2 separate regions of the Homo sapiens genome follow, and region 1 is linked to region 2. The links are chromatin loops, found by intact Hi-C in ENCODE. Cell type or tissue: gastrocnemius medialis. All regions are shown on one strand. Each heading gives the region's core, and the rest is flanking DNA. Links, peaks and the distances in the headings are about the cores only. Region 1 overlaps SMG1 (SMG1 nonsense mediated mRNA decay associated PI3K related kinase). Region 2 has its middle 14 kb from the start of TMC7.

Region 1 (8,000 bases), core at 1-8,000, 50 kb before region 2:
CAGGCTAACAGGGCTGCCATAAGAGGAACGCTTTCCCCAAAAACACATCCTACAAGAACAGTGTTGTAATCTCTGGAGTTAACACTAACTATAAAAACACAAACTTGCAGGATCTCATTTTCATGTATTTACTTGAGGAAGACACAAATATAGAGTGGATGCTATTTATTGATGCACTTAGTAGGAAAGAAGGGGATAGCAAAAGTAACAATTTTACCAGATCCATGCACATATGCAGGTTGTATTTTACTGGAGATGGCACACATAAAAATTCCAGATAGTGGTAAGGATATGAAAAAAACGTGGCAGGAATGGGTGTCATAGTGAAAAAGTCACTGCATATCTGTACCTTGACTGAGGTCATGGTTACACAGGTGTATAGATTTGTCAAAATTTACTGAATTTAAGACCTATACAGGCCAGGCGTGGTGGCTCACGCCTGTAATCCCAGCACTTTGGGAGGCCGAGGCAGGTGGATCACCTGAGGTCAGGAGTTCAAGACCAGCCTGGCCAACATGGTGAAACCCCATCTCTACTAAAAGTACAAAAACCAGCCAGGCGTGGTGGCAGGCATCTGTAATCCCAGCTACTCAGGTGGCTGAGGCAGAAGAATCACTTGAACCCGGGAGGCAGAGGTTGCAGTGAGCCGTGATCACACCATTGCACTCCAGCCTGGGGGATAAGAGCGACACTTCGTCTCAAAAAAAAAAAAAAAAAAAACCAGAAAAAAAAAAAAAACCACCACCACTTATACATACATAAATTTTATCTCAAAGAAGCACCACAATAGAATTCAAAAGAGAATTCAATCTAAAAAGGAAAAGTACACTTGATTAATACAAGATGGAAAAGAATAACATTATAGGCCAGGCACGGTGGCTCACGCCTGTAATCCCAGCACTTTGGGAGGCCAAGGTGGGCGGATCACGAGGTCAGGAGATCGAGACCATCCTGGCTAACATAGTGAAACCCCGTCTCTACCAAAAATACAAAAAATTAGCTGGGCGAGGTGGCGGGCGCCTGTAGTCCCAGCTACTCGGGAGGCTGAGGCAGGAGAATGGCGTGAACCCCGGGGGGTGGAGCCTGCAGTGAGCCGAGATCCTGCCACTGCACTCCAGCGTGGGCGACGGTGAGACTCCATCTCAAAAAAAAAAAAAAAAAAAAAAAGAATAACGTTATAAAACCAAGTATCTCTGCATGAGCAAACTCCACAAGAATTTAGTAAGTTATACTCTACATTAAAAAACACACACAAAAAAAAACACAGAATAAGGGAGCATTTCCCATACATATGAAACCACAAATTTCTGTACTCTTTACTGTTAGGCCTCTATACAAGGGGAAGTATGTTTCATTTTATAGTTCCAAAAATAAAATGGGCTCTGAAAAACTTCAAGATAGTCAAAGACAGGTAACCAAAATAATGACAACATGAAAAGATAACAAACAGCTCCTCTGAATCATCAAGGGTGGTCCAATGAAAGGAGCCTCAGGGATTTGTTTTAGGCGATTAGGATAAGGAACAAGAGTCAGGTAACAAAGGCAGAAAATCCTAAAGAATTGTAACAATTCAATGTTCCCAAAAGACACCATGGACCACACTCCATTTTATATGACACTTATATGACATTCCATACATGTGTCTAACATGAAGATTGAGCAGATAAAAAGTATCACTTTAGTAATCATCCTCAATCAACACCAGATAACAAATGAGGGGCTTTTGCTTATGGAAATTCTCACATATTGAGCTGAACACTTTTACCTTAATTAATTAATTTATTTATTTATTTATTTTTTGAGACAGAGTTTCGCTCCTGTTGCCCAGGCTGGAGTACAATGGCCCGATCTCGGCTCACCACAACCTCCATCTCCCAGGTTCAAGTGATTCTCCTGCCTCAGCCTCCCAAGTAGCTGGGATTACAGGCATATGCCACCATGCCCGGCTAATTATTGTATTTTTAGTAGACATGGGGTTTCTCCATGCTGGTCAGGCTGGTCTCTCCCGACCTCAGATGATCCACCCACCTTGCCCTCCCAAAGTGCTGGGATTACAGGTATGAGCCACCATACATACACAGCCTTATCTTAAATTGTTAAATATAAACATAATACTCAGGTCCTTAGCAGCCCCTTCTCTATATTGTTCCAATTAACTGCCTCCCACTGCGATTTCTCTTGCACATGCATGCACGCACTCTAACACACACACTCCATTTTTTTTTCAGATGGAGTCTTGCTCTTGTTGCCCAAGCTGGAGTGCAACGGCGCAATTTCAGTTCACCACAACCTTGGCCTCCTAGGTTCCAGCAATTCTCCTGCCTCAGCCTCCCGAGTAGCTGGGAATACAGGCATGCACCACCACACTCGACTAATTTTGTATTTTTAGTAGAGACGGGGTTTCTCCATGTTGGTCAGGCTAGTCTCGAACTCCCCACCTCAGGAGATCCACCCACTTCAGCCTCCCAAACTGCTGGGATTACAGGCATGAGCCACCACGCCCAGCCCACACACTTTTTCAAGAAGCAACTAGATTTAATCTTCCTAAATTGTGCCACTCTCCCGCAGCTAATATGATTCCCTAAAGTCACTCCAAATACACTTGAACTGGGCCAGGGTGGTGGCTCACGCCTGTAATCCCAGCACTTTGGGAGGCTGGGATGGGTGGATCACCTGAGGTCATGAGTTCAAGACAAGCCTGACCAACATGGTGAAACCCCGTCTCTAGTAAATACAAAAGATTAGCCGGGTGTGGTGGTGCGTGCCTGTAATCCCTAGAGCTACTTGGGAGGCTGAGGAAGGAGAACTGCTTGAACCCGGGAGGCGGAGGTTGCAGTGAGCCAAAATGGCACCATTGTGCTCCAGCCTGGGCAACAAGAGCAAAAACTCCGTCTCCAAAAACAAACAAACAAACAAACAAAGAAAAAAACACTTGAACTATGATTCAAGGCCTACAATAGGGTTCCCAACCCAGTGCTTCAGCTTCACCTCTTATTTGTATTACTCCTCAGAAGTACCCAATTTCTCTACACACTGACAATTTGCACCTGGTCTTATCCTAATTTTCTTCTATTTTGGGGGGGATTCTCCCCCAAATTCACAGTGAAAATTGTACAGACCAATTCCATCACCCTACCGCTCCATACTTAACTGTATAGCTTTCCCTCCTCTGACCCTCCAGGTTTTTGTTTTTGTTTTTGAGACAGTCTCACTCTGTCACCCAGACTGGAGTGCAATGGCATGATCTTGGCTCACTGCAACCTTCACCTCCTGGGTTCAAGCGATTCTCCTGCCTCAGCCTCCCAAGTAGCTGGGATTACAGGCACCCACCACTGCATCCAGCTAATTTTTGTATTTTTAGTAGAGACGGGGTTTCACCATGTTGGCCTGTAACCCCAGCACTTTGGGAGGTCAAGGCGGGCAGATCACCTGAGGTCAGGAGTTCAAGACCAGCCTGGCCAACCTGGCGAAACCCTGTCAATCATGCCACTGCACTCCAGCCTAAGTGACAGAGCAAGACTGTCTCAAAAAAAAAGAAAGGAAGGAAGGTATACTGAGAATTGTATCACAAAATCCACATGCTCTCCCCTTTACAAAGCCCTTTACTTTTCTCCCATAATAACTTATAGCCTCCTTGAAGACAGTGGTTTTACAAGTCATAAAAATCCTGGCCGTGGCCCAGTGCAGTAGCTTATGCCTGTAATCCCAGCACTTTGGGAGGCCAAGACAGGCATATCACTTGAGGTCAGAAGTTCGAGACCAGCCTGGTCGACATGGTGAAACCCCATCTCTACTAAAAATACAAAAATTAGCCAGGGGTAGTGGCACATGCCTGTAATCCCAGCTACTCGGGAGGCTGAGGTAGGAGAATCGCTTGAACCCAGGAGGCCGAGGTTGCAGTGAGCCAAGACTGCACCAGTGCATTTCAGCCTGGGCAACACAGTGAGACCCCATCTCTAAAAAAAAAATTTATGACCGGGCACGGTGGCTCATGCCTGTAATCCCAGCACTTTGGGAGGCTGAGGCGGGCGGATCATGACATCAGAAGATCAAGACCATCCTGGCTAACACGGTGAAACCCCATCTCTACTAAAAATACAAAAAATTAGCCAGGCATCATAGCGGGCACCTGCAATCCCAGCTACTCAGGAGGATGAGGCAGGAGAATGGCGTGAACCCGGGAAGCAGAGCTGGCAGTGAGCCGAGATTGCGCCACTGCACTCTAGCCTGGGCAACAGAGCAACACTCCGTCTCAAAAAAAAAAATGTGTGTGTGTGTGTGTATATATACACACACACACACACACACACACACACACACACACACACACAATCTCCCTAGAAGCATCAATATTTACTGAATTAGAGTATTTCATTACCTGTTATAAAAAACAAACAAACCTTCCATTATACTAATTTGTAAAGGAATCAAAACAAAAGGGGTTGGGGGGGTCCAGGCACGGTGTCTCACTCCTGTAATCCCAGCACTCTGAGAAGCCGAGGTGGGAACCTGAGGTCAGGAGTTCGGGACCAGCCTGGCCAACATGGCGAAACCCTGTCTCTAATACAAAAATTAGCCGGGCCTGGTGACATGCACCTGTAGTCCCAGCTACTCGGGAGGCTGAGGCACGTGAATCACTTAAACCCAGGAGGTGGAGGTTGTACTGAGCCAAGATCGTGCCACTGCACTCCAGCCTGGGAGACAGAGTAAAACTATGTCTTAAAAAAAAAGGCCGGGTGCAGTGGCACACACCTGTAATCCCAGCACTTTGGGAGGCCGAGGCAGGTGGATCACCTGAGGTCAGGAGTTCACGACCAGCCTGACTAACATGGTGAAACCCCGTCTCTACTAAATATAAAAAAGTTAGCCGGGTGTGGTGGCACATGCCGGTAATCTGATCTACTTAGGAGGCTGAGACAGGAAAATCGCTTGTACCTGGGAGGTGGAGGTTGCAGTGAGCCGAGATTGCACCATTGCACTCCAGCCTGGACAACAAGAGCAAAACTCCGTCTCAAAAAAAAAAAAAAAAAAGTTGGGGTGAGGTGAAGGTTCAACTTAAAGATACAATTACTAAGTGTTTCATAAGGAATGACTTATTTCATAATGGAGTAGGAGTTTGACACCAGCATGGGCAACATGGGGAGGCCCCATCTCTACAAAAAAATAAAAATAAAAAATTAGCGTGCCAAGCATGGTGGGTCACACCTGTAATCCCAGCACTTTGGGAGGCCAAGGAGGAAGGATCACTTGAGCCTAGGTATTCAAGACCAGCCCAGGCAGCATGGCAAAACCCCATCTCTACAAAAAACAAAAAAAAATAAAGTAGCTGGGGGTGGTGACATGCACGTGTGGTCCCAGCTATTGGGAGGGTGAGGTAGGAGGACTTACTGAGCCTGGGAGGTGGAGGCTGCAGTGAGCTGAGATGGTTCCACTGCACTCCAACCTGAGCAATGGAGTAAGACTCTGTTTCAGAAAAAGAGAGAGGAAGCCAGGCATGGTGGCTCACGTCTGTAATCCCAGCACTTTGGGAGGCCGAAGCCGGTGGATCACCTGAGGTCAGCAGTTCAAGACCAGCCTGGCCAACATGGTGAAATCCCATCTCCACTAAAAACACAAAAATTAGCCGGGCATAGTGGCATGTACCTGTATTCCCAGCTACTTGGGAGGCTGAGACAGGAGAATCACTTGAACCAGGAGGTGGAGGTTACAAGTGAGCTGAGATTGTGCCACTATACTCCAGCCTGGGCGACAAAGTAAAACTCTGTCTCAAAAAAAAAAAAAAAAAAGAGAGAGAGAGAGAGGAAAAATAAATAAATTAGCCTGGGACTAATTTATTAGTGGTGTGGTGGTATGCACCTGTGGTCCCAGCTACTCAGGAGGCTAAGGCGGGAGGATTCCCAGAGGAAGTCAAGGCTGCAGTGAGCAGTGATTGCACCACTGCACTCCAGCCTGGACAACAGAGCAAGAGCATATCTCAAAACAGAGGAAAGAAAAGAAAAGAAAAACATAAAAACAAACGTTCCTTTAGTTTTATTTTTCATTTTTATTTTTTAGTTTATTATGGCTGTTTTACTCTCCCCTCAAGTAAAATAGCCATACACAATTTGCTGAAATTTTCCTTAGTGTACTTTGAAATCCGTGGAACAGAACTGGAAATCACTGAATTCTATTTGACTCTAGTTCCATTTAATATTAGACTGGTGTGAAAGTAATTGCGGTTTTTGCCAAAACCGCAATTACTTTTGCACCCACCTAATAGGTATAAAATATGTAACTTCACTTAATTTTATCCTTTATGTATTTCCCCGTATTATGTACCTATGGACATCAAACTTAGTACAGACTGATAAAAGGCTGAATAGACAACTCTGGTTTCAAAAATCCAGCTTCTCACAACATCAGACATACTAGTATACAGCTTTTCTAATTTCACAACACATTTCCATTTCTTGGTCTTTCACAACAGAGAAGATGTGTGTACTTTTGAATACTTTAATCTGTCTACAATCTACCAAAATTGGAAGGTCTTTTTATTATACAGTTTCATCCTTTTAGAAGTATAGAAAGATCCTAAGTTTGGGCACAGTAAGACACTCAATATAGATCTACTACTAAACAAGTAAGACCAATTACACAATTAATGTCCTAAAACCCCGAGTGGAGAAGTAAAATCTACTTGTTTTCTGTTGACTTGAATGCCTTCTCTTCTTTGTTGAATTAATCAATCTATTTGACTCCAATGTCAAATTAATCAGTCACTTTAGAATATTAAAATGTACAATTATGAATTACACATTTAATTTTAAAACACATCATTCTGATCTCTGTCTTGATTGATACTAGAAGATTATCTTCCAAACTAAGGTGGAAAAAATGACAGACTTTAGCTATTGGCAATGATAGGTCATTTTTTTAGGGAAGAGGAGTAAAGAGGGCAACCTCCATAGGTCAGATATCCCTTTGTTCTAAGAAGCCACCACCCCTGTTTCTTCATATGAAAAAAACCAGAGGCATCCAGTGGTTCCCAAAACCTTCTCAACTTTACGCTTGAGGAACCCATAGATTTCAAATAATACAACTGACCTAAGACCACTCATTTGTTTAACCATTCTTTGAGAAGGAGTCTTGCTCTGTTGCCCAGGCTGGAGTGCAGTGGTGTGATGTCGCTCAGGACAACCTCCGCCTCTCAGGTTCAAGTGATTCTCCTGCCTCAGCCTCCCGAGTAACTGGGATTACAGGCATGCACCACCATATCCCGCTAATTTATTTATTTATTTATTTATTTTAGTAGAGACGGGGTTTCACCATGTCAGTTGGCCAGGCTGGTCTCGAATTCCTGACCTCGGGTGATCCACCCACCTCAGCCTCCCAAAGTGCTGGGATTACAGGTGTGAGCCACTGCCCCCGGCCTGCTTAACCATTCTTAAATGTCGGGTGCGGTGGCTCACACCTGTAATCTCAACACTTTGGGAGACTGAAGGTGGGCAGACTGTTTGAGTTCAGGGGTTCAAGACCAGCCTGGGCAACGTGGTGAAAACCCCATCTCTACAAAAAATACAAAAATGAGCCGGGCTGTTGGCAAGCGCCTGTAGCCCCAGCTACTTGTGGATGCTGAGGCAGGAGGCTTGAGCCTGGGAGGTCGAGACTGCAGTAAGCCAAGTATCTGTGCCACTGCACTCCAGCCTGGGTGACACAGCAAGACCCTGTTCTCAAAAAAATTTACAGAAGAGTTGACTGGGAGCACAGTGAATGAAAAGGAAGACTATAAGCCAGTGCCATATAAATGCTTACTGTTGGAGGTATGCTTCTATGGAACACGGGTTTGCTCTCTTGCCATAAGACATTCACGTATACAGCCACCTGCAACACTTCCTGTCAGTATGTGTGAAGTATCATGTGTGGTCAAAATGGACTCAACAGTCATTTTCCACACCAACTGGCAAACTAACACTAAAAGAAATCAACAAGTGTTGCTTTTTCAAAAGCCTAAATCGGCTGAG
Region 2 (10,238 bases), core at 990-8,989:
ATCTGCAGTGCCACTAAGAATGGCAAGTTTCTTTATTAGCTTCTCAGTATCAGCTCTGGCCTGAGATTCATGGTCTGGTCATTCAGACCAATGCTCCGAAGTCCCATAAAGAAGCAAAAACCAGGTTAGGTGTATTGGCTCTTGCCTGTAATCCCAGCACATTGGGAGGCTGAGGCAGGAAGCTCTCTTGAGCCCAGGAGTTGGAGACCAGCCTGGGCAACATAGTAAGACTCTGTCTCAATAAAAAAAAAAAGAAAAAATTAAAAAATTAGCTGGGTGTGGGCCGGGCACGGTGGCTCACGCCTGTAATCCTAGCACTTTGAGAGGCCGAGGTGGGTGGATCATCTGAGGTCAGGAGTTCGAGACCAGCCTGACCAACATGGAGAAACTCCATCTCTACTAAAAATACAAAAAAAAAAAAAAATTGCCAGGCCTTGGAGGGGCACCTGTAATCCCAGCTACTTGGAAGGCTGAAGCAGGAGAATCACTTGAACCCAGGAGACGGAGGTTGCGGTGAGCTGAGATTGCGCCATTGCACTCCAGCCTGGGCAACAAGAGCGAAACACCGTCTCAAAAAAAAAAAAAAATTAGCTGGGTGTGGTGGCACGTGCCTGTCATTTCAGCTACTCAGGAGGATGAGGCAGAAGGGTCTCTTGAACCTGGGAAACTGAGGCTGCAGTGAGCCAAGATTGCGCCACTGGACTCCAGTCTGGACAACAACAGAGACCCTGTCTCAAAAAGCAAAACAAAACAAACACAAAGCAGGCCGGGTGCGGTGGCTCACGCCTGTAATCCCAGCTACTCAGGAGGCTGAGGCAAGAGAATCACTTGAACCCGGGAGATGGAGGTTGCAGTGAGCCGAGATTGCGCCATTGCACTCCAGCCTGGGGAAAAAGAGTGAAACTCCGTCTCAAAACAAACAGACAAACAAACAAACAAACAAACAAACAAACAGCAAAAACAAGGCAGATGAGAACTGTTATGTAAAAGCCAAGGGCTCTGGTCTGTGAGCATCCCGTTTCCTGTCTTTGCATCCTGCAGATTAAAAAGGCCCTTCTGCTTCTCGTAAATCCCAAAGTCACATCACTCAACACAGTTGTCAGGTTGCGACTGGTTGAAATGCGGACAGGATTTAAGACTTTGAAAATAGACAGAGATGGACACATCAGAAAGAACAGAAAGACCCGGGGACATCCTGCATCTCTGCAGATTGAAGGTATCTCATGTGTATAAATTAATACAAATATATGACTTGCTCACACAGCCAGGGCTGGGACTCAACCCCTGGGACTGCTGGGAAACTTCTTTTTATTTTTTCTTTTTTTTTTGAGATGGAGTCTCGCTCTGTCGTCCAGGCTGGAGTGCAGTGATGCGATCTCGGCTCACTGCAAGCTCCGCCTCCCGGGTTCATGCCATTCTCCTGCCTCAGCCTCCTGAGTAGCTGGGACTACAGGCACCCGCCACCACGCCTGGCTAATTTTTTGTATTTTTAGTAGAGACAGGGTTTCACTGTGTTAGCCAGGATAGTCTCGAACTCCTGACCTCGTGATCCGCCCAACTTGGCCTCCCAAAGTGCTGGGATTACAGACGTGAGCCACTGTGCCTGGCCACTTTTTCTTTTTTTTGAGACAGAGTCTCGCCCTGTCGCCCAGGCTGGAGTGTAGTGGTGCAATCTTGGCTCACTGCAACCTCCACCTCCCAGGTTCAAGCAATTCTCCTGCCTCAGCCTCCTGTGTAGCTGGGATTAGAGGCCACCACACCTGGCTAATTTTTGTATTTTTAGTAGAGACAGGGTTTCACCATGTTGGACAGGCTGGTCTCGAACTCCTGACCTTAAGTGATCGGCCCACCTTAGCCCCGCAAAGTGCTGGGATTACAGACGTAAGCTACCGTGCTCTGCCAATTTCTGGGAAACTTCTGCAGTACAATATTGCCACCTGGAATTTAGTCCCTTAGTATGTGTCTCCCTTAGTATGTGTCTGCCAGGGCAGTTTCCACACTAGAGCGAAACAATTTATTTGTCCGTCTCCCCATTCCCACCCCCACCCCCAACTCCCACTTTAGGATACAAACTCTAGGGGCCAGGCATGGTGGCTTATTCCTGTAATCCCAGCACCTTGGCAGAATCACTCGAGCCCAGGAGTTTGAGACCATCCTGGACAATACAGCGAGACCCCATCTCTATAAAACATTTAAAAATTGGCCAGACATGGTGACACGCACTTGTAGTCGCAGCTACTTGGGAGGCTGAGATGGGACGAGGCTGCACTGAGTCAAGATTGCATTACTGCACTCCAGCCTAGGTGACAGAGCCAGCCCCCATCTTAAAAAAATTAACCAGGTGTTACGGTGTGTACCTGCAATCCCAGCTACTCAGGAGCCTGAGGCCAGAGGATTGCTTGAGTCCAGCAGTTGGAGGCTGCATTGAGCTGTGATCATGCTACTGCACCCATAAGGGCAGGAATTTTTTCTTTTCTTTTTAACTGAGGTGAAATTCACATTACATAAACTGTACAATTCAGGACATTCACAATGTCAAACAGTCATCACCTCTATCTAGCTCCAAAATGTTTTCATCACCCCAAAGAAGACCTCATACCCATTAAGCAGCCATTCTCCATTCTCCCCTCCACCTCCACTGGCAACCACCAATCTATTCTCTGTCTGTGGATTTGCCTATTCTGGACATTTCATATAAATGAAATCACCCAATTTGCGACTTTTTGTGTCTACCTTCTTTCACTTAGCATTAAAGCTTTTGTGGTTCATCTACATTATAGCATGTAGCAGCACTTTATTTATTTATTTATTTATTTTTGAGATGAAGTTTTGCTCTTGTTGCCCAGGCTAGAGTGCAATGGTGCGATCTCGGCTCACCACAACCTCTGCCTCCCGGGTTCAAGCAATTCTCCTGCCTCAGCCACCCAAGTAGCTGGGATTACAGGTGCACACCACCACATCTGGCTAATTTTTGTATTTTTAGTAGAGATGGAGTTTCTCCATGCTGGTCAGGCTGATCTCCAACTCCCTACCTCAGGTGATCTGCCTGCCTTGGCCTCCCAAAGTGCTGAGATTACAGGCATGAGCCATCATGCCTGGCCTCTTTTTTATGGCTGAATAATGTTCCGTTGCACAAATAACCCACATTTTGTTCATTTACTTATTTATTTTTTGAGACAGAGTCTTGCTCTGTTGCTAGGCTGGAGTGCAATGGTGCAATCTCGGCTCACTGAAACCTCTGCCTCACCAGTTCAAGTGATTCTCTTGCCTCAGCCTCCCAAGTAGCTGGGATTACAGGTGTGAGCCACCACACCTGGCTAATTTTTGTATTTTTAAAATTTATTTTATCTTTTTTCTTTTGAGACGGAGTTTCACTCTTGTTGCCCAGGCTGGAGTGCAATGGTGTGATCTCAGCTCACCGCAATCTCCGCCTCCTGGGTTCAGGTGATTCTCCTGCCTCAGCCTCCCAAGTAGCTGGGATTACAGACATGCACCACTACGCCTGGCTAATTTTGTATTTTTAGTAGAGACAGGGTTTCTCCATGTTGGTCAGGTTGGTTTTGAACTCCCGACCTCAGGCGATCCGCCTGTCTCAGCCTCCCAAAGTGCTGGGATTACAAGCGTGAGCCACTGCGCCCGGCCTAATTTTTGTATTTTTATTAGAGATGTGGTTTCGCCATGTTGGCCAGGCTGGTCTCCAACTCCTGATCTCAAATGGTCCTCCTGCCTTGGCCTCCCAAATTGCTGGGATTACAGGCGTGAGCCACTGCACCAGGCTCATTTTTCCATTCTCTTTTTTTTTGAGACAGAGTCTTGTTGCTCTGTCACCCAGGCTGGAGTGCAGTGGCATGATCTCGGCTCACTGCAACCTCCGCCTCCCGGGTTCAAGCAATTCTCCTGCCTCAGCCTCCCAAATAGCTGGAATTACAGGTGCATGCCACCATGCCTGACTAATTTATGTATTTTTTTAAGTAAAGGCGGAGTTTCACCATATTGGCCAGGTTGGTCTCGAACTCCTGACCTTGCGATCCACCCACCTTGATTCCCAAAGTGTTGGGATTACAGGCGTGAGCTACCGTGCCCGGCCATTCATTCATTCTTTGATGAACATTTGGATTGATGCTACCTCTTGGTGATTGTGAATATGATAGGGATTCTTGTTCACTCCTTTTCCAGTGCCTAGAACTATGCTAACCTGAAGAATGAAAGGGGGGCCAGGTGTTATTCATTTCTGTCTTCCCCAGAACACAATGAGACCAAAGGATGAAGTGGGCAGAAAGTCAACAGTCAACAGTAAAACCCAATGTGAGGGATGAAGGGAGGAAGGACCTGAATGGGAGAAAAGCTATTTTCTATCTTTTGTACATGAAAAAGTGAATCGCAATGGCTACAGAGACATATTTATATACCCAGATCTGAAAATGTTATTTGTCATCAGACCACAAAGGCAAAATGATGCATTGATATGTTGAGAGATTCACGGCAAATCACAACTGGGCAGAAATGACAGGGCGAGCACCAGGGAGAGAGGCATTGAAATCCAATTGCTTCCCTGCAAACGACTTCATTAAATTGTCCAGATTACTAGGAGCCTACTGCAAAAAAATGCAAAGGGCAAGTGGAGTAATTTCTTTTTGACTGTTGATGCAATTTGGAAGAAATTAAATAGCAATTAAGTTTGTTTACTTAGGAGGAGATAGAGTGTGAACACCCCGCGGGGGCCCCCCCTGTCAGCCTTTGGAAAATAAAACGGCTTTTGGTTCGGGATGGTTCCCTGGGGACCGCCCTGTTCCTTAGCGAGTTTGGCTACTTCGGCGCGCCCTCTGGTGGCCACGTGTGGAAGGTCTGGCAATTGTGCTTTGTTCCCCATCAGAGAAGGGGGTGGCTTCAGCCACAACAGTGTGGATCTGCAAATTAATTCACATTTAAACTGCAAAGCCTGACTCAGCATGTGCTACTTAGGGGTGCAGGAAGAGCTATATAGATGAAGTGATTTTTTAAATTAAAATTATAACATTAATTATGATTATGATTATGATTTTATTTTATTTTTTTGAGAAAGCGTTTCACTCTGTTGCCTAGGCTGGAATGCAGTGGCATGATCTCGGCTCACTGCAACATCCGCCTCTGGAGTACAAGCGATTCTCCTGTCTCAGCCTCCTGAGTAGCTGGGATTACAAGAACCCGCCACCACACCAGCTAATTTTTGTATTTTTGGTAGAGACAGGGTTTCGCCATGTTTGCCAGGCTGGTCTCGAACTCCTGGCCTCAAGTGATTCATCTGCCTTGGCCTCCCAATGTGTTGGGATTAGAGGCATGAGCCACAGCACCCGGCTACTCCAAAATATCTTTAAGACCCCACAGGAAGAAATAGAAGATAACCATCTTCTATTCATAAGAGTAGAATAGCCTCTATTCATGTTCATAAGAAACCTGATCCCATGAGCCAGTTGCCTCCCACCAGGTCCCACCTCCAACAGTGGGGATTACATTTCAACATGAGATTTGGGCAGGGCGTCCAAACCCTGTCAAGCAGCTTTATTCATAATTGCCAAAACTTGATATCAACCAACATGTCCTTTAGTAGGTGAAGGAGGTTTTACTTCTCATACCACGCCTGACACCAAATGAGAGGTTTTTTTTCCCTTTTGACATCAAATATGTGGTGTCTGTTTTTTTGAAACAGGGTCTTGCTCTGTCAACCAGGCTGGAGTGCAGTGACATAAATGCGGCCCACTGAAGCCTTGACCTCCCAGACTCAAATGATCCTCCCACCTCAGCCTCCTAAGTAGGTGGGACTACAGGTGTGCGTCACCATGTTTGGCTATTTTTGTTGTTGTTGTTGTTGTTGAGACAGAGTCTCGCTCTATTTCCCAGGCTAGTGTGCAATGATGTGATCTTGGCTCACTGCAACCTCTGCCCCCCAGGTTCAAGTGATTCTCCTGCCTCAGCCTCCTGAGCACCTGGGACTACAGGCATGCGCCACCATGCCTGGCTAATTTTTGTATTTTTAGTAGAGACAGGGTTTTACCATGTTGGCCAGGCTGGTCTCGAACTCCTGACTTCAGGTGATCTGCCCACCTCAGCCTCCTGAAGTGCTGGGATTACAGGCGTAAGCCACCGCTCCCAGTTGCTATTTTTTTTTTTGAGATGTAATCTTGCTCTGTCACCATGCTGGAGTACAGTGGCGTGATCTCAGCTCACTGCAACCTCCGTCTCCCGGGTTCAAGTGATTCTCCTGCCACAGCCTCCTGAGTAACTGGGACTAAAGGCGTGCACCACCCACACCCAGCTAATTTTTGTATTTTTAGTAGAGAGGGGGTTTCACCGTGTTGGCCAGGATGGTCTTCATCTCTTGACCTTGTGATCTGCCCGCCTTGGCCTCCCGAAGTGCTGGGATTACAGGTGTGAGCCACCTTGCCCGGCCTCCGGCCCTAATTTTAAAAAAATTCTTAGTAGAGATGAGATCTGGCCATGTTGCCCAGGTTGGTCTTGAACTCCTGAGCTCAGCCAATCCATCCATCTCAGCATCTCAAAGGGCTGGGATTATGGGCGTGAGCCACCGCATGCTGCCATTATGTGATGTTTTTTCTAACACCACCCCTCCAATGCTGACAACAGCTTCCCAAAACAAGCTTTCTGAGTCAGATAAGGAAGTTTCTGAGAGATCCTCCTAATGCTTCAGAAAAGAGCATCAGAAACACAGGGTTTAATACAATCATTCTTCGTTTATGAACGTTTGTGTTACTTGTTGAAGGAAGAGCCATAGCAGACAATGTTGGTTGGATCACCTGATATTATTCAGAACCTCATTCTAGAGTCTAGAAAACCAGATCTTCACTTTTCCAGACTTTCTTGCATCTCTGGATGGCCATAATGCCAACTTCTGCTGGTTTTGTCCTTAAACCTTTTTTATTGTCTTGAACAGGGATATGATGTTTGGAGATGTGGCAGCCATCTTGTAACCATGAGGACAAAAACTCTATATGCTATGAATGTCATTAGGGCTCAGAAAACAATACCCCAAAAATATGGTGCTTTGTCCTTTTTACTGATCTAAAGAAGCAGCCTCGAGGTCCCTCTGTGACCTTCACTCACCTCCTTGTCTTTCTGATCCTCTTTCCTGAAGCAACAGGAGGGACTCTGTCCTTATCTAAGAACACTTATCTCCAAAGAAATGCAATTGTCTAAGACACCTTCCCTAGGAATCTCATCAAGTAACCAGAAGAGACTGGGAGTCGTCACCACATCCAGACTTTTCATCTGTTCTTCTGAGGGCAGCTCTAAGGGATTACCTGGAGGACTTTTACCTGCATAATAAGCCAATATTTGTTCCTGTGCAGTTCCACCCCTCACCTGGTACATCAAACCTGTCTGTCTCATCCAGCTTGCAAAGAGAATCACTTTCAAAATAATATCTGTCTCCAGGTCCATACATCTCTCCTATGAAGAGAGTTTTTTTTTTTTTTTTTTTTGAGACAGAGTCTTGCTTTGTCATCCAGGCTGGAGTGCAGTGGCACAAACTCGGCTCACTGCAACCTCTGCCTCCTGGGTTCAAGTGAATCTCCTGCCTCCGCCTCCCGAGTAGCTGAGATTACAGGCATGCGCCACCATGACTGGCTAATTTTTGTATTTTTAGTAAAGACGGGGTTTTGCCATGTTGGCCAGGCTGATCTTGAACTCCTGATCTGCCCGCCTCAGCCTCCCAAAGTGCTGGGATTGCGGGCATGAGCCACCGTGCCCGGCCATGAAGAGAATATTTAATTTTCAACCACCTGGTCTCTCTTCGAGTCTCATGCTTTGTGTATGGCTCATGTGTTCATAGGCACATGAATAAATTGTGGATCCTTTTTTCTTCATTGATCTGCTTTTGTCAATTTATTATGGAGCAAATGGGCTCGCTTCCTGATGTGCACAGAAGCCAATAACTACAGCACTGGCTTTTGAAAAAATGAAAAAGGTTTTATTGCAAAATCAGCCAGCAAGGAGACAGGAGTCAGGCTCAAATCTGTCTCCTCTATTTGGGGCCTGGGGCAAGTTTTAATGGACCAGAGGGCAAAGGAAAGGATTTGAAAATGTCGGCTTGGCAGAGTCTGATTGGAGGACTTCAAATTTGACCATTTACGAGGCCGGGCGCGGTGGCTCACGCCTGTAATCCCAGCACTTTGGGAGGCCGAGACGGGTGGATCACGAGGTCAGGAGATCGAGACCATCCTGGCTAACGTGGTGAAGCCCTGTCTCTACTAAAAATACAAAAAATTAGCCAGGCGTGGTGGCGGGCACCTGTAGTCCCAGCTACTCGGGAGGCTGAGGCAGGAGAATGGCATGAACCCGGGAGGCGGAGCTTTCAGTGAGCCGAGATTGCGCCTCTGCACTCCAGCCTGGGCGACAGAGCAAGACCCCGTTTCCAAAAAAAAAAAATTTGACCATTTACAATAAGGTATGTTGAGGCAGATCCTAGCCCTGGATCTTTCAGGCCAAGGGACCCCTCACTTCTGAAATAGTCCAGCATTCAGGTTTTGATCATGTCTTCATCTTCTTGGATCTGAGGGGAAGAATGTTTTTTTCTGGATGTTATCAGAGGTCAAAGCTTTTGAGATGGAGTCTGACTCTGTCACCCAGACTGGAGTACAGTGGTGAGATCTCGGCTCACTGCAACCTCTGCCTCCCGGGTTCCAGCGATTCTCCTGCCTCAGCCTCCTGAGCAGCTGGGATTACAGGTGCCTGCCACCACGCCCGGCTAATTTTTGTATTTTTAGTAGAGATGGGGTTTCATCGTGTTAGCTAGGATGGTCTCGATCTCCTGACCTCATGTTCCGCCCACCTCTGCCTCCCAAAGTGCTGGGATTACAGACGTGAGCCACCGTGCCTGGCCTGGATATTCTCTTAATTGCAAACGAAAACATTCCTAATACAAGCTTCTTATAAGAATTTATTTATTTTATTTTTTTGAGATGAAGTCTTGCTCTTGTTGCCCAGGCTGGAGTGCAGTGGCATGATCTTAGCTTACTGCAACCTCTGCCTTGCAGGTTCAAGCAATTCTCCTGCCTCAGCCTCCTGAGTAGCTGGGACTACAGGCAGGCGCCACCACACCCGGCTAATTTTTGTATTTTTAGTAGAGACAGGGTTTCACCATACTGGCCAGGCAAGTCTTGAACTTCTGACTTTGTGATCCCCTCCGGCCTCCCAAAGTGCCAGGATTACAGGTGTGAGCCATCACACCCAGCCCTCTTAGAAGAATTTATACACATTATTATAATTACTTTTTTTTTTTTTTTTGCAATCACTGAACACTTTTTCCTAATGAGGAAGAAGAAAGAAACCTTTACTCAGAATCTATGCCACAGAACTTAGTACTTTGTTAGTTAGGGATTCTCTTGGGAGAAGATATCCCGGTAGGAGCAAGGCTTAGCACTCTACAGCAACTGCTTATTTATTTATTTATTTATTTATTTATTTATGGAGACAGGGTCTCATTCTGTCACCCAGGCTGGAGTGCAGTGACATGATCTCAGCTCACTGTAGCCTTCACCTCCCGGGTGCAAGCGATTCTCCTGCCTCAGCCTCTGGAGTAGCTGGAACTACAGGCACACACCACCATGCCCAGCTAATTTTCGTATGTTTAGTAGAGACGGGGTTTCTCTATGTTGGCAAGGCTGGTCTGGAACTCCTGACCTCAAGTGATCTGCCTGCCTTGGCCTCCCAAAGTGCTGGAATTTACAGGTGTGAGCCACCGCACCCGGTCTGAATGCTTTATTTTATTCTTTTATTTATTTATTTATTTATTTATTTATTTATTTATTTATTTATTTTTCCTTTGAGACGGAGTCTTGCTCTGTTGCCCAGGCTGGAGTGCAGTGGTGCGATCTTGGCTTACTGCAAGCTCTGCCTCCCAGGTTCACACCATTCTCCTGCCTCAGCCTCCCGAGTAAGCTGGGACTACAGGCACCCACCATCATGCCCAGCTAATTTTTTTGTATTTTTATTAGAGACAGGGTTTCACTGTGTTAGCCAGGATGGTCTCGATCTCCTGAGTTGGTGATCTGTCCTCCATGGCCTCCCAAAGTGCTGGGATTACAAGCGTGAGCCACCACGCCCAGCCACTTTATTCTTATAGACGTACTAGCACCCACACAGATGTCTTCTACTCATGCGGTAACATATATGGGAAAATTCTAGAATCCTCCACGAAAATGTCTCCCAAACATGATTAAAAATATGAACACTGGATGGTTGTG

Evidence for each region. A loop is a pair of places that touch in the nucleus more often than their neighbours do. Peaks named below come from ENCODE experiments on the same cell type or tissue, not always from the same donor. Only the 100,000 strongest peaks of a DNase experiment are listed, where the experiment ranks them.
Region 1: it touches region 2 in a loop (2.4-fold over the local background); 25 of 110 quality-filtered maps call a loop at or near these places.

What each region holds. Positions count from the first base shown.
Region 1 is chr16:18,915,370-18,923,369 of GRCh38, forward strand. All of the region lies in intron 1 of SMG1 (SMG1 nonsense mediated mRNA decay associated PI3K related kinase), which reads right to left. Among named protein-coding and RNA genes, the nearest start is that of SMG1-DT, 6.8 kb to the right of the region's middle. In gastrocnemius medialis, for the core only: no CTCF peak of the experiment used is centred there; a DNase peak (open chromatin) is centred at 4,863; H3K4me3 peaks cover 152 bases; H3K27ac peaks cover 5,171 bases.
Region 2 is chr16:18,964,645-18,974,882 of GRCh38, forward strand. No RefSeq gene overlaps it. Among named protein-coding and RNA genes, the nearest start is that of TMC7, 14 kb to the right of the region's middle. RefSeq lists an enhancer at 7,645-8,145. In gastrocnemius medialis, for the core only: a CTCF peak has its summit at 4,828 (motif pointing left); a DNase peak (open chromatin) is centred at 4,797; H3K4me3 peaks cover 431 bases.